3 separate regions of the Homo sapiens genome follow, and regions 1 and 2 are each linked to region 3. A link is a loop called in an ENCODE intact Hi-C map of the cell type or tissue named here. Cell type or tissue: heart right ventricle. All regions are shown on one strand. Each heading gives the region's core, and the rest is flanking DNA. Links, peaks and the distances in the headings are about the cores only. Region 1 overlaps BRAF (B-Raf proto-oncogene, serine/threonine kinase). Region 2 overlaps TMEM178B (transmembrane protein 178B). Region 3 overlaps AGK-DT (AGK divergent transcript).

Region 1 (10,026 bases), core at 4,139-9,138, 730 kb after region 3:
ACACAGGTGTGCATGCACATGCATGCCCAAAAGTTAAGAATACCTTCTTAAAAGTAAAAAATTAAAAACAAAGATAAAAAAGAAAAAAAGAATGCCTTCTTTAGAAAGATTTCTATGGTAACATAGGATAGGATACATTGGATGTGGTTTAAAACTAAAGATCGGTCACCAGTCAGGAAATTTTGGCATTAGTATAGGCGGAAGACGAATGGCACAGGGAAAAGTGAGCTTTCACTTAAGTTTATTATTTCTGAAAGGTTACAACCAGTTCTCATTGTTCGTAGTAGTTATGGTCTATAAATTCACTACAAACAATTAGTGAACACTGAACCTTGCTCCTAGGGGAAGTACAAGGATTATTATTATTTAAATGAGCCAAAAAACCCCTCTGTATATTGGCCTCTAGGTTGTTTCTTCCATTACAACAGGTTGAGACCTATTGGCTTAAAAGTGTGCTTGCACCAAACTAAATTTTTTGTACATCTAATTGTTTTAAATATAATCCTGATAAGCAGATTTTTAGCCACTGAGAGCCTGCCTACTTTGCAGTCCCCACAAAACTGCTTTGTACTCAACATCTATTAGGTATAAATAAGATCAAATCCCAAGGCTATAAAGATTCCAAGCTGCTGTTGCCCTTTGGAGCTCTTTGATACATAGACTCCCTGCTGGGTTGTCTAACATTGTCAGCTAGACATATAAGCTCCCTCTCCTACTCCCCTCTCCCCTGAGAGTCCCCTAGCCCTCCTCTTCTGGGTGATAGCCACTCCACCTCAGCTTCTGGCCAGTCCTGTTTGGGTAGTGGCCACTCTGCCTTAGCCTCTGGACAGTATGCTTTAAGGACATCCTCTGCCTGCAGATCTGTCAATGTCACCCAATAAAGCTATGCATGCTACTGCCACCTCGTGGTCATATCTTTTTCCTTGATCAGACCCCAGATCCTTCACATTTAAAATACAGTTAGGTTCCTACCAGCCTCTAGTCACATTTTCATCAGTCAGTCGATACGTAACCTTGTTTTGTGTGTGTTTCTGTTTAAAGACATATTGTTGATTCATTAACATTGAACTCACGGCTGACATTACTATAACTCATGCCTGAAGGAAGCTGGCCTAACACATGTACTTACTCTGCCAGGGACATTATAGCCTTCTTATGCTTACCAGCCCTAAACAGCACGTGAGCACTATGCTTAGGGATTATTTTAAACAGAAGAATCATCAACAAGAAGCACAAAAGTGAGAAAAAAGTGGCACCAAATAGGCTCTGCCCAGGATACTTGTTTATAGTATGAAAATTGAAACAAGAAGGCAAGAGAAAGCTTCACTGTTCAACCTCAGTTGGAGAGGTGCATGCATTAGGCGACTCAAATATCTCATTGCTCTGCGCATGTCTATGAAAGCACTAAGAGTATTGACTTTAGAGTTACAAATAAATTTTAGCAAGTAGAGAGATTTCAAGTATGGACTCCACAAGTAATGAGGATCAACTGTACCATCCAGTCTCTTTAATACTTCCAGTGATGAGCCCAGTCTCTCATGACAAACTTTTACCTTGCTGGGTAGGTAAAAGTTCAGGGTTTTTCTTTGTTTGTTTGTGACAGTATCTCGCTCTGTCACCCAGGCTGGAATGCAGTGGTACGATTTTGGCTTGCCGCAACCTCTGCCTTCTGGGTTCAAGTGATTATCGTGCCTCAGCCACCTGAGTAGCTGGGATTATAGGCGCCCGCCGCTCTGCCCGGCTACTTTTTGTGTTTTTTAGTAGAGATGGGGTTTCACCATGTTGGCTAAGCTGGTCTCGAACTCCTGACCTCAAATGATCCACCCACCTTGGCCTCCCAAAGTGTTGGGATTACAGGTGTTAGCCACTGCACCCAACCTGGATAGTTTTAATGGTTATATTGCACTACCCTCTGCGTCCTGTTATTTCTGGTCATAGATCCTAATTAGGCTTTCTGGACTCTTTCCCCCTTCAATATATTATTTGAATTCAGCTGTCTTATATTTACCTTTACCCCCTTTTTTTCCCCTCTAGCATAAATATTCCCAATTTCTTTGGAAACTTTTGGTTTGCTAAGCACCTCAATTTAAATGAATGGAACTTATTGTTACAAACTAACATTTCCCCTTCTTCTTACACCTCCCAATAAAAACTGTGTCCTCTGTATTCACACTGCCTCACTGTAGTCTACACCTTCAGTTCCAAGTAACTCAGATTTGCCTGTGGGGGATGAGGCAAGGAAAAGGCTAAAGATAGATAACTTTAAATATACAGAGAGATTACTTTTTTTTTCCCTTTCCCTTTCCCTCCTTCTCTGTCTCTCTCTTCCCATGTCATCTTTGCTGCTTCGTATGTTAGCTTCATTCTATAACAGATTTTCTCAGTGTGGTGGAGAATATGGCCATTGAGGGCTCCAGATTTGTATCTTCTGCAAATCTACAGAACTACAGTAGAAACAAGGACTTTTCTCTGTCAGTGTCCATGTGTCAATTTAGGGAAGAACTCAGGTACTGTTTGGGTCATATATATAGCCCTGGACCAGTTGCTCTTGCCGGGGGTATGGGAAACTGATTAGCCAGCTTCTGTCATCTGTAGTGACATAAAAGTAGTGACCCTTGATAGCTTTTCTAGTACCATGTGGATTTCTAGAGAAGGGAATATTCCCAGAGGAAACAGGGGCACCAAACAACAAATATCAAGTATACATGTTAAGACAGGTTTTTTTCTTCCCGCTATGTTTAGGGCCAGTAAGAGGTCTCTTAAGGACAGTCAGTGTGATTGAAGGGTTATACAGTTTTCAGCTTTGAACAGTATTGGATCAAAATTGATTTTGCTTTTAATATTGACATCTATTATTGCTCAGTGATGGATATACTGCGTTGGTGGGTATATTGTAGCAGATACTGTTACTTCTTCTTTTTATATGTTTAAAGTATTTCATAATTTTAATAAAATAGAAAATTAACTTTGCTTTGATTTAAGTTGGTGAATAATAACAAATATTTGGGTTATAATTTCCCTTTAGTATTAAGTTAGCTGTAGAAATGGTGTTGTATCTGACCTAGTAACCCATTTGACTTTTTAAAGATGAATTACTAAATTTTTTTAATGATATGAAAAAATGTAATTTGCTCCCTTTACCTCTTATCAATATATTTATGATACCATAGGTACCTGCAAGGTGTGGAGTTACAGTCCGAGACAGTCTAAAGAAAGCACTGATGATGAGAGGTCTAATCCCAGAGTGCTGTGCTGTTTACAGAATTCAGGATGGGTATGGTTTGTATGTGACGTGAAATTTTGTTTAAAAAGAAAATCACACATTAAACTTTGAAGTTTTCTTAGGATCTTTACCAAAACCTAGGGAATTGAAAGTGTACTTTAGGAAAAAGTATTAAAATAATACTAAGTTAGCCTGAAGAAATACTGTAGGCCATATGAGGAGTTAAATAATTGTATATGACTGTAGGGTTTGTTACTTTGATCAAATGATTTTATTTGGAATTTGAGATTCTTACAATTTTTGAACCATTCAGAGTGTGATTTATTTGGATAATAGACTCTTACCCCCCTCCCATTTTTAATACAAACTCATAGTTTCACAAAAGGTATATCAAAATTAACATTTTATATTGACCTACTTTTCTTTCAGAAAGTGTCTAACATTGTTCCAAGACCCTCACATTTTGAATCCTCTTTAAAAAAAAAAAAATTATTTTGGGGGCATGTTGTCCCTGTCCCTTGAGTACTCTTTTTCCTTGAATGGATAGATAAGTCCGTACCTGTGATTTTTTTTTTTTTTTTTTTTTTTTTTGGACCCCAGGAACAATCCATTTTCTGCTGTTGTAGGTCTTTTCTGGAGCTGACTTGAAGAAAAGAGTACATCTCTTTACCCTGCTGTTTGTCCAAGAGTGATACATTTATTTGGGGTAAACTTAAAATTAATTTATTGCCATTTAAATTTCTAACGATGGAATATTAGGGAGCCAAACCTCCCTCACTGTTACTAGCCCCTCGATAACCAATTTTCATATCTTCAGCATGAGGTATATGAATATTTTTAGGTGTAATAACCAAGAAAGGCTTGTGTCTACATTTTTCAGAGAGAAGAAACCAATTGGTTGGGACACTGATATTTCCTGGCTTACTGGAGAAGAATTGCATGTGGAAGTGTTGGAGAATGTTCCACTTACAACACACAACTTTGTATGTATCTTTACATTTTTTTTTGAAATGTCAAAAATGTTTAGATTTTAATGAATGAATTTTTATTTAGGGAATGTGAAATATGGATGAGTAATTTTGGAACTGACATTTTACCTGAGTTGAAATCAGTTGTTTTCTTTAAAAACTTGTATTTAAACAAGAGTTTAATTTTAATCTTTATACTTTCTTTTTAATTTAAAAAAGTAAAATGTATGCATTGTTAAAAGATAATTTTGAATAGTGCAGAAGTATGTCAAGTAAAAAAAGTGAAAATACCCTCCTAGAGGCCAACATTTGTTTAGATTAACAGATTATTGTTCTGTCTTCCAAACTTTTTTCTGTGTACACAAACGTGTGCTTGTACCTGTAAGCCTAAAGTTTTTTCCTTTCTTTTTTTCTCTCTTTCCTTCATTACTTTCTTTTCTTTTCCCTTTCTTAAATCAAAGTAGAGCCATGCTATGTGATATTCTTTGCCTTATTTTTTTTTAATTCAACAGGATGTCACGGACATCTTTTCATGTCAGTATACCTGGCTTTATTTTAGTATGACTATGTAATAATTCGTAAGAATAGGAATTCATTATATTTAACCATTTCTCTATTGATAGACATTTAAGTTTTTGTATTATAAAAAATCTGTTACATACAGGGCTAAACAAGGTCTTTCTGCATATATCTTGACACACTTGTACACACCCTTGTGTTTCTGAAGGATAGGTTAATGGAAATAGAATGGCTGGATATTAAACTCTCCATGAGGCTTTTTTCTTTGTCTGGTTTTTGCATTTGCTAGAACCTAGCATAAGCCTAAGGGTCACCAGCATAAGGCCCGGAATGTGGGACCTTTCCACCTTAGAGATGAGGATCTACATAGAACTTGAGAACTTATCCCCTAAAATGGCAGGCAGAAGCCAAAAGTTGTCTCTGAATCAGGAATACATTTCTTACTTTTCTCTATGTATGGAATTTTGGCCAGAGTTTTTTCTAGGTGGATAATTACTGCTACCCTTTAGGCGTCAAGTGTTTTCCCATGTGTCTTGGTGATTAATCCAGCTGGGCTCTTAAAGCAGATGATTGATTAGATTATTTCCTTTGGGGTTTATGCTTTCAAGCCTCCATTAGTAGTGAATAATGAAATCATGTTTGTGTTTCTGTAAGGCATTTTTTGGGAGAAGTGTAAGATACACCTAATGTCAATCAAATTTTACTGTGCAGCAAATAATTTTTTAACATGTTGAATTTTAAGTGGATAAATCTTAACATTTTTATTTAAGTTCTTAAGAATACAAATACAGTTGAGCATACATTTCATAGTGATTACTACTCTGTTTCTTAATAATTCTTCTTAGCTAGAAATTGAATATGAGGAGATAAAAGAAAGACCTAAGTTGCTAAGTGTGAGAAAATAGTATTAAAATGATGCCTCAGGAAGGTCCTTGCCACAGAAGGATTGTGAAAGCAAACTGCAGATTGATTCCAGAGTATGGAAATTGTCACCACTCAGTTGGATACCTGCCAGTAAATTTTTATTGAGAACTTTCCATTTGCCAATACCATATCTTACCTAGGGATATGACAAATGAATAAGACAGTGTCACTGCCATAGAGTAGAGAGAAGATTTAATAAATTTTCATAAACATTCATAATTACTATATATGTATAAAGTTCTATAGATGCACAGAGATTCCTAACCTGGCTTTTGAGGAGTTAGGAAGGTTTCTCAGAGACAGAAATATCTAAGCTTAGGCCTGATGGATGAGGAAGTAAGTATCAAGTAAAGAGTACCCTAAACAGAGGGAAGAGCAAGAAAGCATGTTACCTTTCAAAGTTTTGAAAGAAGTTCAGAATGGATGATACAAGGTTGAAGAGTAGGTTGTTAACAGTATTGTGGGTAGAATAAGAGTTGTGGGTAGAATAAGCAGAGTCCAGCTCATGAAAATCCTTGTTAGCCATATTAAAGATTTGGATTTTTCTGTAAAATAATTAGAAATGTAATAGTTGTAAGCTTGGGGAGAAATGTGATTAGATTTGTGTGTTAGAATGATTGCTCTGAGTGCCATATAGAGGCAAGATCAAAAACCTATGTTCTGCTTAGAAAGGAAAAGTGTTCTTGGCTGTCTTGGGTTTTGCTTGGCTATTCAAGGAGGGCTGCTTATGCCTCATGGTTTCATATTATAAAAGCAATCCCTTCAGTATTTCTCTATATCCCAAGAGTCCTTGGGAACTGGGAAGTGGGAAAACAAGATTTGAAACTTTTATATCCAAACCTTCTCCTTTTTCTGCAGACACTCAGTGTCTTCCTTCACACAGCCCCACACCTTACAAATTAATGCATGCAAATTACCTTGACTGTGCCTCTCACTAATTTGCCATACATATTTATGTATACTCAGATACTAGATTAAGTGTAAGCTGTGACCCAAAAGAAAGATATATCTTCCTGTGCTCATCTTTATTGACAAAGGTATACTTACAGATACAGGCATATATTGCTTAAAATTTATGATCAAATGCATATCCACATGTTTTCTTTCCTTCAGCTGTTTTGGTCACCTACCTACTTGGTTTGGTGAATAATGGCCACATAAAAAATTTTAAAGATTTTAAAATTTCTTGTATATCCAGAGACAAATGGAAAAAGAACACAATTAGAAATAGACATTTACCTGTTTTATATCCCCTAGAAAGTGATACATAGGAAAAAAGGTGAAGAAAATAAGAGTCACTTTTAAAACTAAATGTCCTCAAAAAGCCAGAATGTATTATATATCAGGATGTAATTTTCTTGAAATATTTTCAATAACTTTCTATTCTTAATGGAACAGAATGTGTAAATAAATGTGTATTGAAAATGGACTTTTGGCTGGGCACAGTGGCTCATGCCTCTAATCCCTTGAGAGGCCGAGGCAGGCAGATCACTTGAGCCCAAGAGTTCAAGACCAGCCTGGGTAACATGACAAAACCTCATCTCTCCAAAAAAATACAAAAAGTAGGTGGGCATGGTGGTGTGCACCAATAGCCTTGGCTATTCAGCCTGAGGTGGGAGGATAACTTGAGCCTGGGAGGCAGACTTTGCAGTGAGTCATGATTGTGCCACCATACTCCAGCCTGGGCAACAGAGCAAGACCCTATCAAAAAAAAAAGAAAAGAAAAAGAAAAGTAGACTTTTGATGTTGAAATCTATTTAATGTATCATAAAAAAATTTACATGTAGCAGAATAGATTAGGAAGTTCTAATTCATGTTGTATATAGTCAGGGTAAGTAGTGTTGTATGAATACAGTTATATATGGAGTCATAATGTAAAATATCATTATTTGTGATTAAAACTCTGAAAAACTGGGCACAGTGGCTCACGCCTGTAATCCCAGCACTTTGGGAGGCTAAGGTGGGCAGCTCACGAGGTCAGGAGTTCAAGACCAGCCTGGCCAGCCTGGTAAAATCCTGTCTCATTTGAAAATCTTGTGAGTTGTAACTGGTTTTATACAAAATATTGAAGAGTGGAAATTGTATAATTACAATCATGTAATTAAAAGTATTAACCACCCCCCCCAAAAAAAAAACCTGTCTCTACTAAAAATACAAAAATTAGCCAGGTGTGATGGTGTGCGCCTATAGTCCTAGCTGCTCGGGAGGCTGAGGCAGGAAAATCGCTTGAATCCAGGAGGTGGAGGTTGTAGTGAGCCGAGATCGTGCCACTGCACTCCGGCCTGGGTGACAGTGAGACTCTGTCTCAAAAAAAAAATCTCTGAAAAACTGAAATGAATTAAGAATATAGAGGCCGAGTGTGGTGGCTCATGTCTGTAACACTCTGGGAAGACGAGGCAGGCGGATCACTTGAGGTCAGGAGTTTGAGACCAGCCTGGCCAACATGGTGAAACTCCATCTCCACCAAAAAATACAAACGTTAGCTAGGCATGGTGGTGCATGCCTGTAGTCCCCAGCTACTTGGGAGGCTGAGGCAGGAGAATCACTTGAAACCAGGAGGCAGAGGTTGCAGTGGGCCGAGATCCTGCCACTGTACTCCAACCTGGGCGACAGAGCGAGACTCCATCTCAAGAATACAGAGCAAAGAACAAATAATGAAATAGAAGTCACCCATGCTCTCGCCACTCTGAAGTAGCCACTCACATTTTGATATTTATTCTTATATTTTCTTATTATTATATACACTAAATAAATATATTTTAAGCAATTTCTGGCTTTAGTGGGATAGATTCTTCCTAGTGCAGTTCTGTTACGTGACTCATGTTCTACATCATTTGCCTTTGACATGGAATTCTTAACATGTTGCCTTCTAAGTTTCACCTAGAGAAGTGTTCACAAATAAGTTTATGTGGCCCAAACATTCTAATCCTCTAAGAAATTGATCATTTGTTAGAAAAAATAGATCTTATTGTCTTTTAGGTGATTTTTCTGTTTCTTATTTTTTTTAGTAAGATTAGGAAGAGCTGTTTCAATTTTCATATGATTACTTACTAGTTTTATAAATAATTGTTTTTACATTTTTATCCAAAGTTAACCATTATGTTTTTGGACCATAGATCAGGGGTTCTGATTCTGTCAGCTATTTTGTTTTTGTTTTTGTTTTAGCTATTATGTAGATTGTATTTATAGTCTCTCTCCCTCCCACCCCCAATTCCACTCTGGAGGAATTCACTGTTAATTTTTAATGGTTTCTGTTTTAAGCTCTTTTGGTGATTATTTTCATCTTACTAAATACAGTTACACATTGCCTGATGACTGGGATATGTTCTGAGAAATGCATCAATGGTGATTTTGTTATGTGCTTACACAAGCCTACATGGTATAGCCTAACTATACAACTAGGCTATATGGTAGAGCCTATTGCTTCTAAGCTAATAACCTGCACGGAATGTTACTGAACTGAATGCTGTAGGTAACCTTAACACAGTGGCAAGTTTGTGTATCTAAACGTAGAAAAGGTACAGTAAAAATACAGTATAAAAGATCAAAAATGGTCTACCTGTGTAGGATACCTAATATGAACAGAGCTTTTAGGACTGGAAATTGCTCTGGTGAGTGAGTGGTGAGTGAATGTGAAGGCGTAGGACATTACTATTTGTTACTGTAGACTTTTATGATAAACATTGTACACTTAGGCTACAGTACAGTTTTAAAATTTTTCTTTTTAAAAAGTTTATAAAGTAAAAAATTTACATTAAACTAAGGTTTAATTTTTTTTAACTTTTTGACTCTTGAAATAACAGTTTCAAAAGTTTAAAAACATTATATAGCTATACAAAAATATTTTATGTGCTTATTCTATAAACTTCTATTTTAAAAATTTTTAATTTTTCTTTTTTACTTTTTAAACTTTTCTGTTAAAAATGAAGACACAAGCTGCACACGGTGGCTCATGTTTGTAATCCCAGCACTTGAGGAGGCCTAGGCAGACGCATCACCTGAGGTCAGGAGTTCAAGACCAGCCTGGTCAACATGGTGAAACCCTTCCTCTAATAAAAAATAGGAAAATTAGCCAGGCCTAGTGGCATGTGCCTGTGGTCCCAGCTGCTCGGGAGGCTGAAGCAGGAGAATCACTTGAACCAGGAGGTGGAGGTTGCAGTGAGCCGAGATCGTGCCACAGCACTCCAGCCTGGGCGACAGAGCCAGACTCTGTCTCAAAAAAAAAAAAAAAAAAAAAAAGACACAAACATACACATTAGCCTAGGTCTACACAAGGTCAGGATCTTCAAGGTATCACTAGGCAATAGGAATTATTCAACTCCTTTATAATCTTATGGGACCACTGTGGTATGAAGTCCATGATTAACTGAAGTGTCATTATGTGACACATGA
Region 2 (10,408 bases), core at 2,605-7,604, 260 kb after region 3:
CTATGAGACTGTAGTCATCTAAAATTCTTAGATATTCCCAATTCTGAATTTCTTCATTGGTATTTTAAATCTAAGAAGAATTCTCTAACATTTAGCCCTGTTGTATTTATTGTTATTAGTCTCCAAAGTTAGTGTCTTCTGCTCTTATCTGACTCTTCATATCTTCATATCTTATCTCTCCAACAAGATTATAAGGTCCATGAGATGGAATGTTGTATACTTTTATGTTAGGAATAAGTGTAAATGTTCAGCATGGTAACATTCAGCAGATATTCAATATATATATGCTGGTTCATTAAGATTCATTTTTACCCTAATATCCTTTTGCCCAGGACTCTCAACATTTGATGAATCACATCTAAGTCCCAGGGGCAAGCACCTGAAGACTTAGGTCAGCTGCCCCTCCATACATACACACAGTCACGAGCTGCAAAACGACATTTCAGCCAACAGTGAGCCACGTATATGACAGTGGTCCCAAGAGTTTACAATAGAGCTGAAAAATTCCTGTCATCTAGTATTTACTATACTATACTTTTTACTGTTATTTTAGCATGTACTCCTTCTACTTATATATATTTTTTGAAAACAAAGTTAACTGTAAAAGAGCCTCAGGCAGGTCCTTCAGGAGGGATTCCAGAGGAAGGCATTGTTATCCTAGGAAATGACAGCTCCCTGTGTGCCATTGCCCCTGAAGACCTTCCAGTGGGACAAGATGCGGAGGTGGAAGACAGCGAGATTGATGATCCCAACCCTATGCAGGCCTAGGCTAATGTATGTGTATCTTTGTTTTTAACAAAGAAGTTTAAAAAGTAAAAAATAAATGAAATAAAATATTTTACAAATAGAAAATAAAGCTTATAGAATAAGGATACAAAGAAAGAAAATATTTTATACAGCTGTATAATGTGTTGGTGTTTTAAGCTAGTGTTATTACAAAACAGTCAAAACGTTTTTAAAAATTAAAAGCTTTATACAGTAAAGTTGATTATTGAAGAAAGAAAAATATATTTTATAAATTTAGTGTAGCCCAAGTGTGCAGTGCTTATAAAGTCTACAACAGTGTATAGTAATGTCCTGGGCCTTCACATTCACTCACCACTCACTCACTGACTCACCCAGAGCAACTTCCAGTTCTGCAAGCTCCATTCACGATAAGTGCCCTATACAGGTATAGCATTTTTATCTTTTACACCATGTTTTTACTGTACTATTTCTATGTTTACATTGTTTAAATACACGAATACTATTGTGTTACAGTTGCCTACCATATTCAGTACAGCCACATGCTGTACAGGTTTGTAGCCTAGCAGCAACAGGCTATGCTGTATAGCCTAGGTGTATAGTAAGTAGGCTCTACCATCCAGATTGTGTTAAGTATGTTCTATGGTATTTGCATAACGGCAAAATCACCTAACAACACTGATATGGTTTGGCTGTGTCCCCACCCAAATCTCATCTTGAATTGTAGTTCCCATGATCCCCACGTGTCATGGGAGGGACCTGGTGGGAGGTAATTGAAGCATGGGGGCAGCTACCCCCATGCTGCTGCTCTCATGATAGTGAGCGAGTTCTCATGAGATCTGATGGTTTTATAAGGGACTTTTCCCCCTTTTGCTCAGTACTTCTCCTTGCTGCCACCATGTGAAGAAGGACTTGTTTGCTTCCCCTTCTGCCATAACTGTAAGTTTCCTGAGGCCTCCCCATCCATGCAGAACTATGAGTCAATTAAACCTCTTTCCTTTATAAATTACCCAGTCTCAGGTATGTCTTTATTAGCAACATGAGAACAGACTAATACAAACTCATTTCTCTGAGTATATCCCCGTCGTTCAGCGATGCATGAGTGTATTTCCAGCTCTGACTCATGCTTGTTTCCACAGGACTCACTGGATGTGCCCAAGGCAGCCTGCTGTCACCCAGGCACACCCGGCTCTCTATGACCCTCCCTTCCTCAGTTCCCATCACTGCCATCTCAAAACTCACTGTTTCCATGAGCCCCAACCCACTGCATTTTCCCCATGTCCCCTCAGCCTTTCTAATACTCAGGAAAAACATCTGGAGCAAACTGGTGAGCACTGAGGTTAATCAAAACAGAGGAAGAATCATCCTTTACTTTAAAATGGGATTCCCTCTATAAAAGTTGTCATGGATTTATTTTTATAAAATATGATCAGATGTGCCCATATGTACTTAACATGCAGCTCTCCATGAACACATCCATTGTAGCACGAGGAGCCTCTGAATCTTCACAAATCATTGTTCTCTGCAGCAATGATGCTTCCAGGCTCCAGCCAATGGCCTTGAGAAACAGTCTGTCATTGATTAAGTGATAATGAATTCTGTACAACAAATAATTATGTATAGAAGTGCTTTCCTTGGACTGTATATATTGCCATTTTTCCATGAACCTTATAATGAAATTAAAGAAAGCATAGTCTTATATCCAGAAGGCACCTTGATTGAGCTATTTACATTATGAGCAAGGTAAGCAGAGAGGTTTGCAACTTCTTTATCCTGCTTTCAGATACTAACAATCCTTCAGTGAAACTCACCCATGAGCACCCCCTCTGGATGCTGAAGGGTGGTGCTCCCATCCTTCCCCTACAGGGTTCAAAGGATTATTGCCAACTATCTTATAGGAGAGGCTGGACATCAGTGCCCTTTCATCTGAAGCTCCTGCAGACGAGTGGGGTGTTACAAGGCAAACTACACAGTTTTCAACATCTCACTATCACAAAGTCATCTGGATACCCCGTTGTATACATTCATAAAAACTGCAGCTATAAGTACTTTACTGACTCAAATATGACTTTGATTTTGTCTTTTCTTAGGAGAGGTACTACACTTGGGTAGAGCCTTGCTGGGACTCTTCCCAGTTCCCAAGACAGTGCTGGGCATAGGAACTTTTGTTGTTGTTGTTGGATGGTTCGTTAATTTTATTGAGTTTTGAGTATCTTGAATACAAATCCTTCATCAGATATGTGATTTGCAAATAGTTCTCCCAGTCTTTGGCTTGTCTTTCCACTCTCTTAGTGTCTTCCAGAGAACCAAAGCTTTACATTTTGATAAAGTCCAGTTTTCTGATAGTATTTTTATCTAAGTTTCCTTTTCTAAACCTCCACATTGCTAGCTCTTGAGAGATAAAACTTAAATCTTCGGTTTTTAGGCAGCGGAGGGAAGGCACATGTTTTTGGGACTTCACTCGTTTGGTTCCATCCACCCTTGGTTGGAGTCTGGGTTTCATCCCAGGCAGCGCTGCCATTAGACCAGGGCAACAGAGCTGCCTCCTTGGTCCCTGCTTTTTAGAAGGCCCTGATTTGGCCCTCCTCCAGCTGTGCCTTTGCCCAGGGGCCAAAGGGATGTTCCCATGCAGACCTCACCCTCCGCCCTCCTTCTAGATCACAAACTCCAAGTGTCCAGGACTTTGGAATTCTCTGTCCAAAGAAACAGCCTATTCTTCATGTTTCTTCCCTTGAGGGCATGGATTTGGGCATGGACAGAGCTTGGACCTGCAGATTGGGTTGCCATACCTGTGGAAGTGAGGACCCTCCTGGAATGGAACAGAGCCGGAATAGAAAAAGAAGGGGGTGGGCCTTCTTTGGATTCCATTTGCACTCTTGCTTCAGCCCCAGGCCCAGGTATACAATCAAACATTTCCAGGAGTGATTTATGATAGAGAGTCAGAACCTATGAAATCCAAATTTTTGCAGCAAGTGAGTTGTTGGATAGACGAATATGCTGCTAATAGAACCAGAACACACACAGAGGAGGGGTCTGGAATGGGAAGAAATATTATAAGTTAATTAAGTCATTTAATAAAAATTTGTTGAGCACCAACTTATGTGCCTGGCATAAGACTGAATAAAACAAAGATTTTGGCCTGGTTGAATTTATATTTTGGTGGGAGAGATGGACAAAACACAAAGCCATTTATAATGTCAGGTGGTAACAAGTGCAAGGAAGAAAAAGTAAGGCGGGGGAGTGAATGGGAACTACTTTCAGAAGAGGAGTGGCATAGAAAAGCTCTCTAAAGACGTGACATTTGAGCAGAGTTCTGAAAAAGTCATTATGATATCTGGGGAAAGTGTTCTAAGTATTCAGTTTGCTGAAGAGCAAATGTAGAGGGGCAGAGGCAGCAGTTGGTTTGCCGAAGAAACCACCACCAAGTGGTATGGATGGGGCTCAGTGAGGAAGAAACCTAGGAGTAGGAGATGTAAGTCATCTTTAGAGACTAGTTGTTGAGTTTGAGAAACCTATTACATCCAAACATATGTCCACATGCCCAACAGGCAGTGGGAACTAGAAGTCCAGAGATCAGGACCAAAAGTGGTACTGTAGATAAAGAAACGGGCATTGCTAGTGCCTGTATGGAGATGGTGAGAGCAGTGAGAGCCTCGGGCAAGGGAAATGCTGGCAGACCTGCTTATAGCTGGAGGCAATGAGAGAATAAATACAAGGGCACACTCTCTCCGCAGTCATAATTACTGGTCAATTTTCTGAAATAGTATCTGCTTAGATGATTAATAATCACTATTCTATTCGTTGTAGAATGCAATGCTTTGGTTTGGTTTTATAATTATATCTTAGTTTGGCATCATATCTGTGCCTTAATGTTTCTTCAAAAATGGCTCCATTTCTCACTCGCTTCTTATATTCCAAGGACCCTCAGGGTTTAACATTTTGTTTCTGTAGCATTTTTTAAATATTTAATTGATGAATAAAGATGGAACATATTTAAAGGGCACAATGTGATAATTTGATACATGTAGACATTCTGTAATAATGATCACAACCAAATTAATGAACACATCCATTACCACTTATGCTGTATATGAGCTCCCCAGAACTTGTTCATCTTATAAGTGAAAGTTTGCACTCTTTGATCAACATCTCCCCATTCTCCCACTCCCAGCCTCTGGTGACCATCATTCTACTACTCTGCTTCCACGAGTTTGATTTTTTTAGATTCCACATATACATAAGATCATGCAGTATTTGTCTTTCTTTGTCTGGCTTATTTTACCTAGCATATGTTCTCCACGTTTATACATGTTGTTGCAAACAGCAGAATTTCCTTCCTTTTATGGCTAAATAATATTCCATGGTGTGTATATATGTGCGCATATGTTACATTTTCTTTATTCATGCATTGATGGACAGAGGTTGATTCCATATCTCGGCTAGTGTGAATAATACTGTAATAAAAATGGAAGTGTGGATATCTCTTTGACAGACTAATTTCAGTTCCTTTAGATACACACCCAGAAGATGATTGCTAGATAGAACGGTAGGTCTATTTTTAATTTTTTGAGGAACCTTCATGCTGTTCTCCACAATGGCTGAAAATCAAGTTGCTGCTGTTATCTTGTCCGCAAGTCATGTTTAAAAGCAGCAATGAGAAGCAGTGCCTACACTGCTCAGGGTGGATGGCAAGGGCAGCCCACGGGCTGATGTGCAGAGGGGAGCTCTCAGAATCTCTGGATTTGTGGGCAGGAAAGAGGTTGTGCCTACAGATATAATTCCCAGCACTGGGGCTCTCAGGACCTCTGGTGGAATGACCCAACAGTTACATTTCAAAATGGAGGTTTTGTTTTTTGGCAGGGAAACAGCATAGTTGACACTGAATGTTATTTGTAGATTTAACTTTAGAAGGTTTAAACCATTTTTCTTGTTTTCAGTGAATCATTTCATGGAAATAGCCATATATTATTCCTTGTTTTAGAACCAGATTATTTCTTAAATAAGGGGGATTGGAAAAGTGAATTATGCTAGTAAAATTCTCAAATTGCTTTGCACGATATCAATTCAGTGAGATGCATTCCTGCCTTCACAGGTAATGGCCCAAATTTAAAGTAACATAATCAACAACCAGGATTTGTCAAACATAACACTATGTGGGAATGTATGCTAACCACTGCAGGAGATGGGAAATGCATTAGGAATTGCCCTCAGAAAATGTGCCACTCAACTGGTAAGCAGAGGCATGAAAATGAACTATAGCATAAGGCAGTGAATGGTAAGCAGTTTGTGCTACCTGAGCTATATGAGTCCATAGAAGAGATCACTTCTGTCTGGGATGTCCAAAGAGGGGGTAGGACTTGAACTGAGCACTGAAGCATGGAGAGAAGGAGGCCCAAGCAATGGGACAATATGTGCAAGGACATGAAGATGAGGCACAATAGGGCAGATCTGAAGGTGGAAATGCAAGTTTAAATGCTGATACTTACAAGCTGTGTGACCATAGGCAAGTTTGACCTTTCTGAGCTGCCATTTTCTCATGGTAAAAGAGAGATACTAGAGGAACCTGCCTCACAGGATTGTCATGGAGAATAGAGGAGATGATACAAGTGAAGCACTAGGCAGCACCATACTTGGAACTAAGGGAAAGCCCGCAGTCAATGTTCAGTATTGTTACACTTGCCAGATTGTGAAAGAGCGCAGGCAACCCTTGAGTTGAGCTCAACGCTGGAGCCAAGATCAATGACAGAAGGATTTTGTTTTGAAACAGCAACTAATGACCAGAGAGAGGAAATGGGTCATGAAGCTCCATGGTGCCTTTCATGAAAATGAATGTAAGGGAGTGATTCAGGAAAAGGGACCACGATCAATACCAGCAGACTCTTCCTATGCACTGGGGCCCATCTCATGATGAGCATGAGAAATGGAGTCCATTCACCCTTGCCCAGCTCCTACACCAGTTACACTCTTTAGACCAAAAAGCTCCTAAGAGGAAAGTCAGAAGGAAACCAACTCAGGGAAATACTTGGGGATGGTGCCTTACAATCTTTGCCCCCTCATTCCTTCCCCTCAGGAAACCACAGGAAATGAGAGTTTACTGAAGGCAGAGATGACTGAGAGTACTTGCTACAATGCTTGGGACATGGAGAGATTTTGAAGCAGGCCTCCTGCCACCCCAACTCCAGCCTCTCAGGAAATGGATGAAGGAACAATACTCACTGGAACCAGATACAGCTGCATGTCTCACCCAGGAGCCATTGCTGGGGTAGGGACTCCTCTGTTACTCAGGGCAACAGATAAATGGAGGAGACAATCGATTGTCCCTTTGAAGTCCCAGGGGAGACTTCTAGAGCCCATATTGAACATACCTGGCTTAGAGGACTTGGGAATGAGAAGGCCTGCAATGTACCTGCCTGTCAGCTAGTACTACCATCCACAATGTTGAAGATGGTACAGCAGAAATGTACAGAAGTGAAAAGAACCAGGAGGCTTGGGAAGGCACAGGAGAGACAAAAGAGGCTGACTGATGGAAACATTCTTACACACCTGGGCTAAGCAAGCTAGCTCAGTGGCCAAAGTGCAGTGGCATTTTCTTTTCTGATACTAGAGAGATAACGACATCGTTACTAAGGACATGACAACATTTAGCAGCGAAGGCTAGCAAGAGCTATGCTTCAGTTTCTGGAGGCTTGTGAAGAGAATTTATCTTTCTTTGTATCCTTTTGATTAAACCTCAACTCGAATCCTATAGTGTTTTTAAAAAGCCTATATTTTAATTAGAAATGATGCTTTAGCAAGACTGGAAAGAAGAGCAACAAAACAATCATTCAAGGTAGTGAAACAACTCTTGGTGAACACATTTCACAACCAGAAATAATGTTAAAAGGTGGCTGAATACACTTATTACTACATTACATGAATCTTTAGGATTGAGAGAACCTACCCAAAGAAAATTCCCGAATGTCAGCTTCTTATTGTCCCTCGGCAGGAGAATTGCTTGAACCCAGGAGGCAGAGGCTGCGGTGAGCCAAGATTGTGCCACCTACAGCAGATGCTTCCTAGAGATGTAGACTGCTCACCTGAGCTTCCGGGCCTGACCCAGGTGCTCCCCAAAGCTGTAGACTGTCTGTACCCACCTGAGTGTCTGGGCTTGAACCAGGTGCTCCCCAGAGCTGTGTACTGACCATACAAAAATCAGAGCTTTGAACAGGGTGCTCCCTCAAAGGTCTTTACTTCTGCTACTATATTCTTCCAAAACCATACAATTCTTTTCTGTTGTTGCTTTTGTTGTGTTTTTTTTATGAGTTTTTTGTTTGTTTGTTTTTTTGAGACTGAGTCTCACTCTGTCACCCAGGCTGGAGTGCAGTGGCATAATCTTGGCTCACTGCAGCCTCCACCTCCTGGGTTCAAGCGATTCTCCTGCCTCAGCCTTCTGAGTAGCTGGAATTACAGGCATGCGCCACCAGCCCTGGCTAATTTTTGTATTTTTAGTAGAGATGGGGTTTCACCATGTTGGCCAGGCTGGTCTTGAACCCCTGGCCTCGAGTGATCCACCTGCCTTGGCCTCCCAAAGTGCTGGGATTACAGGTGTGAGCCACCCTGCCTGGCCGCAAAGTCACACAACTCTTATAGTAGAACTTCAGGCACCACTGCTCTCCATTCAAAAGACATAAAGTCATCGATATCTAGGGAAATCTGTCCTGTCATGAATGTCTAGCCAGTCACTGCATTTCATACTGTTGATAAATGAGAAACACAAGACTCCAAAAATTCATGGAAAAAAGATTAAAAGATAAAAATAAAAAATATAAGCTTCATTTCTCAACATAGCTCCATCAAGCTCAAGATACTTTTGTAAGAGATGATATCAGCCATTCAGTTCATCCCTAAAGTAGTGGGGGTACTGGGAATTTAAGCATGTGAATAAAGTCTTTTTTACATTATTAACTGAAGAAAAATTGTTTCTCTTTAAAGCTGTTTTAAAATTAGGAAACAAAGGCCAGGCACAGTGGCTCGTGCCTATAGTCCCAGAAAGCACTTTGGGAGGCTGAAGCAGGCAGATCACCTGAGGTCAGGAGTTCAAAACCAGCCTGGCCAGCGTGGTGAAACCCCATCTCTACTAAAAATACAAAAATTAGCTGGGCATGGTGGCGTGCACCTGTAGTCCCAGCTACTTGGGAGGCTGAGACATGAGAATTGCTTGAACCCGGGAGGTGTAGGTTACTGTGAGCCAAGATCATGCCACTGCACTCCAGCCTGGGCAACAGAGTGAGAATGTCTCAAAAAAAAAAAAAAGAAAAAAAATTAGGAAACAAACAGAAATCATAAGGAGCCAAATTAGGACTGTAAGGTAAATGGGATGCCTAACAATTTTCCTGCTGAAACTCTTGCAAAACCCCCTTGAAGGATGAGAGGAATGAGCAAGAGCATTGCCGTGGTAGAGGACTCTCTCCACCACGGCATTTTCTGCTAAAGCTTTGTTAACTTTCTCAGAACACTCTCATGATAGGCAGGTGTTATTGCTCTTTGGCCCACCAGAAAGTCAATAAGCAAAGGGCCTTGAGTATCTCAAAACTGATGCATGACCTTTGCTCTTGCTTTCATTTTCTCTCTTAGAAGCCACTGTTTTAATTGTGCTTTGTCTTTGAGATCACACTGGTAAAACCAGGTTCCATCTCCTGTTACAATTCTTCGAAAAAATGCTTCAGGATCTGGATCCCACTTGCTTACAATTTCCATTGAAAGCTCTGTTCTTGTCTGCAGCTGATCTGGGTGCAACAGTTTGGGCATTCATTGAGTGAAAAGTTGTGTCACCTTTAATTTTTCAGTCAAAATTGTATAAGCTGAACCAGTTCAGATGTCTATAGTGTTGGATACTGTTTCTGTGGTTAATCACGGGTACTCTTCAATTACAGCATCAACAAGATGAATTATTTCCTCACAAATTGATGTGTATGACCTGCTGCTGCAGGCTTCATCTTTAACATTGTCTCAACCCTTCTTAAAACAAGTTATCCATTTGTAAACTGCTGATTTATTTGGGGGCATTTTTCCCATAAGCTTTTCATAAAACATCAATGATTTCACTATTCTTCCGCTCAAGTTTCACCATAAATTTGATGCTTGTTCTTGCTTCAATTTTAACAGAATACATGTTGCTCTGACAGGGACTTTTTTCAAACTAATGTCTTATCCTTCTTAGTGCTTCAAACTGGGTCCTGATCAGACATGTTATTGCAAGTTAGTGCGAGTTTATTTTGGTGCAAAAAAAACAAAATTAGAAATCCATTGCATAGTTTTTTCATAATATGCATTTTCCATGAACATTTTGTAGAATGCTTGCATGGGCTCAATGTAATTCTGTAAGTCTATATAAGCAGAGTGGCATGGGAGACAGAGCCACAAATGGGCTGGAATCAGGCTCGTGCCTCTTTATCAGCTCCAACACTGACTTTCAGGGTAAACTTCGAGAATACTTAAGGAACATCTGCTAAGTGCAGGCACCTGCTATGTTCTGAGGAGGAAATGGTTATCAGCCTGGCCCTCTTTTGCCCCATCCCCCAATTATATGATGAGGAGTAGAGAATCAGGCCAGCAGAGCCCTTCACAGGCATTTAAAGGAAAGCTGCTCTAGACAAGGATATATCATAAATTAAATATAAAAATG
Region 3 (10,408 bases), core at 3,186-8,185:
TCCATTCACTTATCACCTAACTCCTTCTCACCTTCCTCCTCTCAGCTGAAAGGTGGCTTCACTCAAGAGACCTTCCCTGAGCCATCTGTTTAAATTAGGTTCCTTCTGTTGCCCTCTTTAATAGATTCCTTAACCTGTATGGCATTCATAATAATCTGTAATTATGTATTTAGTTCTTTAATTGTTTAATGCCCCCCATCTACTGTATTCTAAATTATATGAGAGCAGAAACAGTATTATTCTTTCTTACAGAATATCCATATCTTTATTTATAAAGTGCCTGGCATAAAATAAATAAAGGTTGAATGATTGAATGAGCCATGAACTTCCTTTGCTTTCTGCCCTCCCACATACAAAATTACATTTGTCTTTGTTCAAACTTAATAGTACAACCACTTTCCTCTGCTGCAGACTCAGGGAGCTTATGTTCACTCCTCCCATCCACAGCTCATCCATCCACCCGTGCTTGGGATGGCACCCCCATCTTCCCGTCCCCGAGAAATCTGCCTCATCAGTCCTTTCCTCACTCTGGTATTTTCTCCCTCCATCTCCACTGTCTTTTCCTCTTAGCATATAAACCTACTCAAAATCTGCCCACTCTAACATAGAAATATACCAAAATTACCCCCTTTCTTCTCCTTGCATTCCCACTACAATTTTTAAAATAAATCTTATTGGCATAACATTTACATACAACGAAATGCACCCATTTTTAGTGTGCAGATTGATGACTTTTGATAAATGCGTATGTTCCTATACTGGCCACAATGAAGATACAGACATTTCCATTGCCACCCAAGTGTTCTCTTATTCTTTTCCAGTCAGTTCCTACATTCCCTCAGTCCACCCCAACACCAGCCAATCACTAATCTTCTTTCTACCACTGTATGTTAATTTGTATCTTTTAGAGTTTTACATAAATGGAATTGTACAATATAGAACCTTTTGTTTCTGGCTTTTCTCTCAACACGGTTTTTTTTTTTTTTAAGATTTATCCATTGTGTGCTTCAGTAGTTTGCTCTTATTGATGACTAGTAGCCCATTGCATGGGTTTACTGCAATTTTTTTCATTCATTCACCTGTTGACAGACATTTAGGTTGTTTCAGGCTTTTTGCCATTATAAACAAAGGTGCATTCAACATTTGTATACAAGTCTTTTTGTGATATATGTTTATGTTTTTATTTCTTTTGGGTAAATACATAGGAAAGTGATGGCTGGGTTTTATGTAAGTGTGTTTAATTTCTTAAGACACTGTCAAACTAGTTTCCAAACTGGTTGCACTCCTTTACATTCCTGGAAGCAGGATATGAGACTTCCAATGGCTCCACATCCTCACCAGCACTTGGTATGTTAGTTTTAAAACTGAAGACATCCTAATATATCTAATCATCTGTGGAAGATATTGACAAAGCATCTGTTGAAATGTTTTGCCCATTTAAAAAATTCTTCTTATTGAATTGTTAAAGTTCTTTATATATTTTAGATACAAATCCCTTTCAGATATATTTTGCAAATATTTTCTTCCAGTCTATGTTGTGCTTTATTTTTATAACAGTGCTTTTTGAAAAGCAAAAGCTTTACATTTGGTGAAGTACAATTTATTGATTTTTTTTCTTTTATAGTTCATATTTGTAGGGCCCATTTAAGAGTTTTTTGCTTAATGCAATATCATTCCGATTTCTCCGATTTTTTTTTTCTTGCAGAAGTTTTATAATTTTTATTTTTATTTTTTGGTTAGGTCTATTACCTATTTTAAGTTAATATTTGTGAACTGTGTGAGGTAGGGGTTGAGGTTCTTTTTCCCATATGCCTCTCTTCAGTTGTTCCAATGTTATTTCTTTTCTTTTCTTTTCTTTTCTTTCTTTTCTTCCTTTTTTTTTTTTTTTTTCTTTTTGAAATGGAGTTTCTCTCTTGTCGCCCAGGCTAGAGTGCAATGGTGCGATCTCGGCTCACTGCTATCTCTGCCTCCAGTATTCAAGCGATTCTCCTGCCTCAGCCTCCTGAGTAACTGGGATTACAGGCACATGCCACCATGCCCAGCTAATTTTGTATTTTTAGTAGAGATGGGGTTTCACTATGTTGGCCAGGCTGGTCTCAAACTCCCGACCTCAGGTGGTCCACCCGCCTTGTCCTCCCAAAGTGCTGGGATTACAGGCATGAGCCATGGTGCCTGGCCCAACATTATTTCTTAAAATGCCATCCTTTCTTCCACTGACTTACCTTGGCAAATCATTGAACCATGTATGTATGGAGTTTTTCTGGATTCTTTACTCTGTTTTATTGATCTGTATGTCCATCTTTATGCCAATACCATGCTATCGTGATTAATAAGGCTCTTTAGTAAGTCTTGAAATTGGCTAGTTTAAGTCCTCAATTTTGTTCTCTTTTCTCAAAATATTTTGGCTATTCTAAGTCCTTCGAATTTCTATACAGAGTTTAGAATCATCTTGTCAATTTATTTTTTGTCTACAAAAAATAAAACTGTGCTTGTGATCCAGATTATGTTGAATTTATAGACCAATTTAAGATTTAATCATTTTATAAAATTGAGTCTTCCGATTTATAAATATGGTATTTATCTCCATTTATTTGGGTATTATTTCATTTTTCTTAGTAATGTTTCTTAAGTTTAAGTGTACATGTCTTGCACCATATTTTGTTAAATATATTTCAGTGTTTTCCACTGTTTAGTACTGTTATACATGGTATTGTTTAAATTTCCATTTCCAATTGTTGATTACTAGAATATAGATATACATTTTTTTTTTTTTGAGATGGAGTTTCACTAATGGCGCAATCTCGGCTCACTGCAACCTCCACCTCCTGGGTTCAAGCGATTCTCCTGCCTCAGCCTCCCGAGTAGCTGGGATTACCGGCGCCTACCACTATGCCCAGCTAATTTTTTGTAAATTTAGTAGAGACAGGGTTTCACCATGTTGGCCAGGCTGGTCTCGAACTCCTGACTTCAGGTGATCCACCCACTTTGGCCTCCCAGAGTGCTGGGATTATAGGCATGAGCCACTTTGACCGGCCTAGATTACTTTTTTTTTTTTTTTTGAGACAGTTTCACTCTTGTTGCCCAGGCTGCAGTGCAATTGCACGATCTCGGCTCACAGCAACCTCCACCTCCTGGGTTCAAGTGATTCTCCTGCCTTAGCCTCCCGAGTAGCTGGGATTACAGGCATGCACCACCACGCCCGGCTAATTTTGTATTTTTAGTAGAGACAGGATTTCTCCATGTTGGTCAGGCTTGTCTCGAACTCCCGACCTCAGGTGATCTGCCCACCTCAGCCTCCCAAAGTGCTGGGATTATAGGCATGAGCTATGGCTCCCAGCCTAGATATACTTTTTTTTTTTTTTTTACATTCATGTAAAAAATGGATACTGTAACTTTACTAAATACACTTCCTTGGTATAGTACATTTTGTAGTTGTTAGGATTTTCCATGTATGCAATCATGTCATATGCAAATAAGGGCAGTTTTACTTTTTGCTTTTCAATCTCAATATTTTTTATCTCTTTATTTCTTTATATTATCAATTAGTATTTAAGGGGACTATTGCATAGAATTGGTGAGAGTAGATATTCTTGTCTAGTTCCTGATTTGGGGAGAAAAGCATTCTGAATCTCACCGTTAAGAGTTATCTTAGCTATATATTTTTCATAGGTGCTCTTCATCAGGTTAAGGAAGTTTCTTGCATTTCTAGTTTTCTGGGAGTTTTTATCATGAATCGTTGCTGTATTTTTTTGGCATCTATCTGTCTGCTCCTATGCTAGATTTAGGACTGGGATGAGAGTCCCAGTATAAATAGCACTGAATCCACTGGCAGAGGCTATGTGACACAGGAAAATGGAACAGACAAGCTTGGGGTTACAGACTCAGACAGTCATTGACGCTCTTTCTCCCAAACCTCCCTGAAGCTATTTGAAATTTTCCAGTTAAAGGAGGCTTAATTATTCCCATCACAAATACTCCTGAAGCACAAAGGACTCATAATATAATGAATATCAATTTGGTTAGATTGTTTTCCTAACATCAAACTGACAAGCACTGAGGAACTCGGAAGAGGTGTGAGAGGTAACGTTGAAACCCAGTAAGCCCTGGGAGGGGCAGGTTAAGATGAGCCAGCAGAGCGGGAAGCAATCCAAGAAGAGGAGAGAGATGTCAAAGAAAGGAAGAGAGAGGAGGCCATAGATACGTTTTACATTCTCATTGAGAGCCCTGGTGATAACCATTATGCCACTGAAATCCTGTTCTCCTACATTAATTCTTTCTTAAACAAGCAAGGTTACAAACAAGTATTTTAAAACAAAATTATGCTGTGAGCTGTTTTTGGCAAGTGTGCCCAAGGACTATTTTGGAAGACTGAATCCTCATTCAGTTCACAGCTATCTCTCTAGTCCAGATCGCTCCAATCAGGCTCTCCAGCATATTATCTTCCAGACCAGCACTAATCACTGTGTGCTTTATAGAGCACTATTTCAGAGGAGAGTTAATAGATATACGTACACACTCAAAAAAAAAAACCCCGAGAAAGAACAATAATTCCATGAGTGTTGCTAAACATGTATGTTTATATTAGAATTCAATAGGACTGTGGATATACAAATGAGCATAGTGAATTTTCAAAAGGATATTATAGTACACAGCATTGTATGTGGTATTTAAGTTGGAAATAAAACTCAGACTTCTGGACTTCGAGTCTAGTGGATTCAAGAGGTCTGGTAGAAATACTACTTGACTTCAAGACAGAAAGTCCACTTTCAATTTCCAGCTCTTCTGTTTAGTGTCTATCTAGGGGTGGTTATTTACAATTTCTGTCTTTCTTTCTTCATCTATATAAAGATAATTATTTGACTTACCTCATAGTGTTAATCATAAAGATTAAATTAGTATATGTAAAATCACCTAGTCAATATCTGATGCTGAATAAATGTAAGTTCTCCATTTAATTCCAAACCACATTCTCTTAAAGAAAAGGCAGATTTTAAAATTTCATTGTGAATTGTATAACTAATATAATCACCATGAATTATCAACAAATTAACTGCAATCTAATTAATATTTACAGTATTACATATAGAAACTGACCTAATTTAAGGTCAGTTAACAAGTAAAAGGAATATGAGTTAACATTATACATAAGATATTTAATGTATATATAACACATGAATTGCCATTCACATTATGAACATTCTAGGGAATTCTAGTTCCTGCATGAGACAGACAGAATGACCCAAGCCTTTAGGGGAACACTGTAGTTTGTGAGTTTAGAATAGAAATGAAGCTTATTGATCCATTGGTAGGAGAATATCAGTGCAATTGTAGCAAAACAAAGCAAATATTGAAAGAAAAGGGGTACTTTGAAGCAGCATAGCAAAAGAAAAGGCACACTCCACACAATTCAAGTTCTTGCCTCATATATTGGACATTTGACCTTGGACATTTCGTAGGGTTTTACTTGCTTTAAATATGAAATGGAAATAACACTTCCCCTGCCTGGCGGCAGGGGCTGGATCAGATTCTCTTTTTCCCTTCTTGGTGCTGCATTTCCTTTGCACGGCTTTAACTTTTGATCTTGGCCTCATTGTCCAAAACTACTCAATGTCCAAAACTGCAAAACGGTATGGGCAACTACAAAATCCTACTACTAACTGTGTATGTAATTGCTGAGATTAAGTTTTGTGACTTAGAATTCTCTGATGTGAATCCTAAAGCTCTCAATTTGCTCATTATGCCCACATAGTCTCTTATCTTAGACCTTAAGAGGAAAGTTTTAATCCTTGCAGCTTTAAACCAAGGCATTTGAATCTTAGTCGGTTGCTTTGGTAGTGCAGCCAGCCTGAAGAGCACACCACTAGGTGGCGCTGAAGATCCGGCTGTAGAAGGAGAATTGTCCATAAACAGAAAAGCGTTTTTCCCTCTGGGTTCCTCTATTAGCCAGCGCCAGCCTAGTGTTTGCTTTATTGTCAGGGATCTTGGAGATGTCTTGGCTTGAGTCTGACGCAAATAGTCCCCCTGCAGTGCTCAGCAGTTTGTAAAGGGGGTCTGGGGCCTGGCAATAGTCTCTCAAAGGCCTTATGAAAAGATCATTAATGACCCTCACTTTCTGCCTCCTCCCTCCACCTTCCCTCAGTCCCCAAGTCTGGCGGCCTATCCTGTGCTTCTTCAACCATTCATTCAAGCATCTACTGCATGCTTTTTTTTTTTTTTTTTTTTTTTTTTTTTTTTTTTTTTTTTTTTTTTTTGAGACGGAGTTTCGCTGTCGTCACCCAGGCTGGAGTGCAATGGTGCGATCTCGGCTCACTGCAACCTTCGCCTCCCAGGTTCACTGCTTCAGCCTCCTGGATAGCTGGGATTACAGGCACGCGCCATCACGCCCAGCTAATTTTGGATTTTTAGTAGAGACAGGGTTTCACCATGTTGGCCAGGCTGGTCTCGAACTCTTGACCTCAGGTGATCTGCCTGCCTCGGCCTCCCAAAGTGCTAGGATTACAGGCGTGAGCCACCACACCCAGCCTATTGCATGCTCTTATGGATCAGGCATACAGCTAGTAGTGCTGTGGTTTGAGAGACACATAACTTTAGCATTTCTTTCTCGATCTGCCATTAGTACCGAACCCAGGTACGGTGCATTAGGGTGACTGCTCAGGCTCTGCACTTAGGGGATCAGGCTGCTGGCAGCTAAGCTGTATTTCAAGGATGGGATAGAGTGGATATATTGTGTTTCTTATATTTACAACCAGCCCAGAATCCCTCCCTCCTCCAAAACACAACATCTGCATGAGGGCCTATAGCCTCCGTCCATCCTCCCATATCCATCTTCCATTCTTCACCTTTTTTTTTCTCTTTCGCATAGCTCTTGATACTATTTTAATTGAACTCTAAGGCAATGTAGTCTTTGGTCATTTTTTTTTAAGTAAAAAGTCTGTTGGGAATACACTTATAAATTGGAATATTACTCAGCAATGAAAAGAAATGAGCTATCAACCTATCAATTAAAAGACATGGAGGTGACTGGGTGCTGTGGCTCATGCCTGTAATCCCAGCACTTTGGGAGGCTGAGACACGCAGATCACTTGAGGTCAGGAGTTCAAGACCAGCCTGGCCAACATGGTGAAATCCCCATTTCTACTAAAAATACAAAAATTAGCCAGGTGTGGTGGTGTGCACCTGTAATCCCAGCTACTTGGGAGGCTGAGGCAGAAGAAATGCTTGAACCCAGGAAGCGGAGGTTGCAGCCTGGGTGACAGAGTGAGACTCCATCTCAAAAAAAAAAAAAAAAAGAAAAAAAGACAAGACAAGACATGGAGGAAACTTAAATGCATATTGCCAAGTAAAGGAAGCCAATCTGAAAAGGCTACATACTGTATGATTCCAACTATATGATGTTCTGGGAAAGACAAGGCTATGGAGACAGTAAAATGATCAGAGGTTGCCAGAGGTTCAGGGGGAGAGAGGAGGAGATAAATAGGCAGAACACAGGGGATTTGTGGGGCAGTGAAACTATTCTGTGTAATACCATAGTGGTGGATACGTGTCATACATTTGCCAAAACCCACAGAATGTACAACACAAAGAATAAACCCTAATGTAGACTATGGTTGTTAATTAATAATGATATAGCAATATTGGCTCTTCAATTGTAACAAATTGTTGCAAGGAGTTAATAATAGGGGAAACGGGATGAAGTAGAGAATATATGGGGACTCTACTTTCTGCTTAATTTTTCTGTAAACTAGAAAAGTCGATTAATTTTTACAAATGCCTGAGAGGGGCTGGGCGCAGTGGCTCACACCTGTAATCCCAGCACTTTGGGAGGCCGAGGCGGGTGGATCACCTGAGGTCAGGAGTTCGAGGCCAGCCTGACCAACATGGTGAAACCCATCTCTACTAAAAATACAAAAAATTACCTGGGTGTGGTGGTAGGCACCTGTAATTCCAGCTACTTGGGAGGCTGAGGCAGGAGAATTGTTTGAACCTGGAGGCGGAGGGTTCAGTGAGCCGAGATGGTGCCACTGCACTCCAGCCTGGGTGACAGTGTGAGACTCCGTCTCAAAAAAAAAAAAAAAAAAAAAATGAAAAGCCTGAGAAGAAAAGCCTCATATTTACATGGTGCTTTACAGTTTTCAGATTACTCCATTTGATTCTCACAAGAACATCGTAAATGGAAAAGACTAGAATTGCCCTGAGTTCACAGATTGGTCATCGAGGTCAAAGAAATCAAGTGACTTCTGGAGGCCACACAGCTAATAAACAGCAAGGCAATGACTTGAACCCAGGTCTTCTGGTTCCAGGTCCAGAGCTCTTTTCTCTATATTCTAAACACTTGCAAGCAGGGGAAATGTTATCAGTCCCCTACACTCTCCAGTGACTATTCTGTGTCTTTCCTAGGGTTTTAGGTGAGCTCAATTTGATAGAGGTATACAACATAAAGTATAACTCAAGACTTCACACTAAGGCTGACATGATTTAATGCAAGGATCTCATGCAGAAAACAGCATCTTCAATGTACTTTCTTCTCCCAACACTACCACCCATTCTTTCCTCCAGTGTCTTTTGGGATTTTAGCTTCCTCTACACTTTTAGGATAATCCATTATAGCAGGAATGAAAGCAGAGAGACCAGCTAGAAGAGGCTAGGGACAATTTTATATAACCCTGTACTGAGAATGTGGGATTGTTCCCTTAAGAAAACCACAGTGGCTTGTGATGGGATCTGGGCCTTCTAGAAGGCATCATCCCAGGGTAAATCATTGTTAGCTCTGAGACTGCATAGAACAAGTTTTCAACAGTGACACCTCGTGATACTGAGAATCAATAGCAATAGAAGACTGGAGACCCTAATTTTCTCTTTTGGGGGGGTTATGGAGACCATCCTGACTCCTCTGGAGGCTGTATAAACCTCCAGAATTCCTCAACATGGTGGACGAGGGGAATGAAAGTTCCCAACACAGGCACCTGCTTTCAGCAAATTAGTCATTTGGCCCCTTGTGCAATTGAATAGAAAAATAAAAGAGATTGTGGTCATGTTTGCACTTTGAGGTTGGCGAGCAGTTCACAAAAACTACAGCAAGGAATGTGTAATCCGGAAAGACACATTTTGGAAAGGACTGAAGTAGATTGGGAATGTCCATATAATGACCAGGGCAAAGCGGATGCAATGGAAGTGTCGTCTGACTGTGATTCTTATGTGGTGGCTGTCTCTATTGCGGTATGTTCTGGCCAGCCTCAGGAAGGTGGATGAAACTTAAGTAAGTAGAGATGTGGCCTGAAAGGGGAAGACCAATCTAGAAAGTGAAGAGATTACTGGTGAAATGTCTCTGGAAAGTGGAACTTTTCCTATGAGAAATAGACTGTGGTTTAGAAAGTCATAGCAAAGGTAACTTTTTTTTTTTTTTTTTGAGATGGAGTCTTGTTCTGTTGCCCAGGCTGGAGTTCAATGGCATGATCTTGGCTCACTGCAACCTCTGCCTCCCAGGTTCACGTGATTCTCCTGCCTCAGGATCCCGAGTAGCTAGGATTACAGGCACCTGCCACAACGGGCCTGCCTAATTTTTGTATTTTTAGTAGAGACAGGGTTTCACCATGTTGGCCAGGCTGGTCTCAAACTCCTGACCTCAAGTGATCCACCTGCCTCAGTCTCCCAAAGTGCTAGGATTACAGGCGTGAGCCACCATGCCCAGCCTATCAAAGGTAACTTATTTTCACATTTGTTACCCACAGTTTTGAGGAACAGTAGGGAACAGGAAAGATACAGCCTCGTTTGCATGGAGTCTGTGACATTCTGAGGGGGAAGTTAGATGTTCTAATGGGGAGCACAGCCCAGATGAAAATGACAGCCCAGATGAGCTGCTATTTCTTTCACCTTGCCCAGCCCACCAGACTTCTACCATTGCTATTGCTGAGAGAGAGCCGTGCACCCTTGTTACACATTGAGTTGTGTTCCCCAAAAAGACCCATTGAAGTCCTAACCCCCACTGCCTTGTTTATTTGGAAATAGGGTCTCTGCAGCTACAATTATTTAAGATGAGGTCATATAAGGAGTAAGGTGAGCTCTTAATCTGATCCGACTGGTGTCTTTTTAAGAGGCAGGGAGAAAGACACATGGGCAGGAGAATACCACATGGAGACACAGACACACGAGGGGAGGATGCCTGCTGACCATGGAGGCAGAAGTGGGACTGACGCATCGATCAGCTGAGGGATGCCAAGCACTGCCAGCAAACACCAGAGGCTTGATGGGGGCGAGTATTCTCCTGTGCAGGTATCAGAGGGAGCCTGGCCTTGCAGATACCTTGATTCCTGACTTCTGGCCTCTAAAATGGTGAGAGAATGAACTTCTGTTGTTTTAAGCCCCCCAGGTTTGGTACTTTGTTATGATGGCCCTGGGAAACTAGCACAGC

Evidence for each region. Peaks named below come from ENCODE experiments on the same cell type or tissue, not always from the same donor. Only the 100,000 strongest peaks of a DNase experiment are listed, where the experiment ranks them.
Region 1: it touches region 3 in a loop (3-fold over the local background); 46 of 110 quality-filtered maps call a loop at or near these places.
Region 2: a loop joins it to region 3, with 6 times the contacts of the local background. A loop is called at or near these places in 22 of 110 quality-filtered maps.

Annotation. Positions count from the first base shown.
Region 1 is chr7:140,802,140-140,812,165 of GRCh38, reverse strand. BRAF (B-Raf proto-oncogene, serine/threonine kinase) reads left to right here. Exons shown (of 18, transcript NM_004333.6): 4 at 3,171-3,274; 5 at 4,104-4,206. Among named protein-coding and RNA genes, the nearest start is that of NDUFB2-AS1, 110 kb to the right of the region's middle. In heart right ventricle, for the core only: no CTCF peak of the experiment used is centred there; no DNase peak of the experiment used is centred there.
Region 2 is chr7:141,267,725-141,278,132 of GRCh38, reverse strand. The region is part of intron 2 of TMEM178B (transmembrane protein 178B); the gene reads right to left. Among named protein-coding and RNA genes, the nearest start is that of TMEM178B, 200 kb to the right of the region's middle. In heart right ventricle, for the core only: no CTCF peak of the experiment used is centred there; no DNase peak of the experiment used is centred there.
Region 3 is chr7:141,528,965-141,539,372 of GRCh38, reverse strand. All of the region lies in intron 1 of AGK-DT (AGK divergent transcript), which reads left to right. Among named protein-coding and RNA genes, the nearest start is that of AGK-DT, 17 kb to the left of the region's middle. In heart right ventricle, for the core only: a CTCF peak has its summit at 5,862 (motif pointing right); a DNase peak (open chromatin) is centred at 5,892; H3K27ac peaks cover 2,138 bases.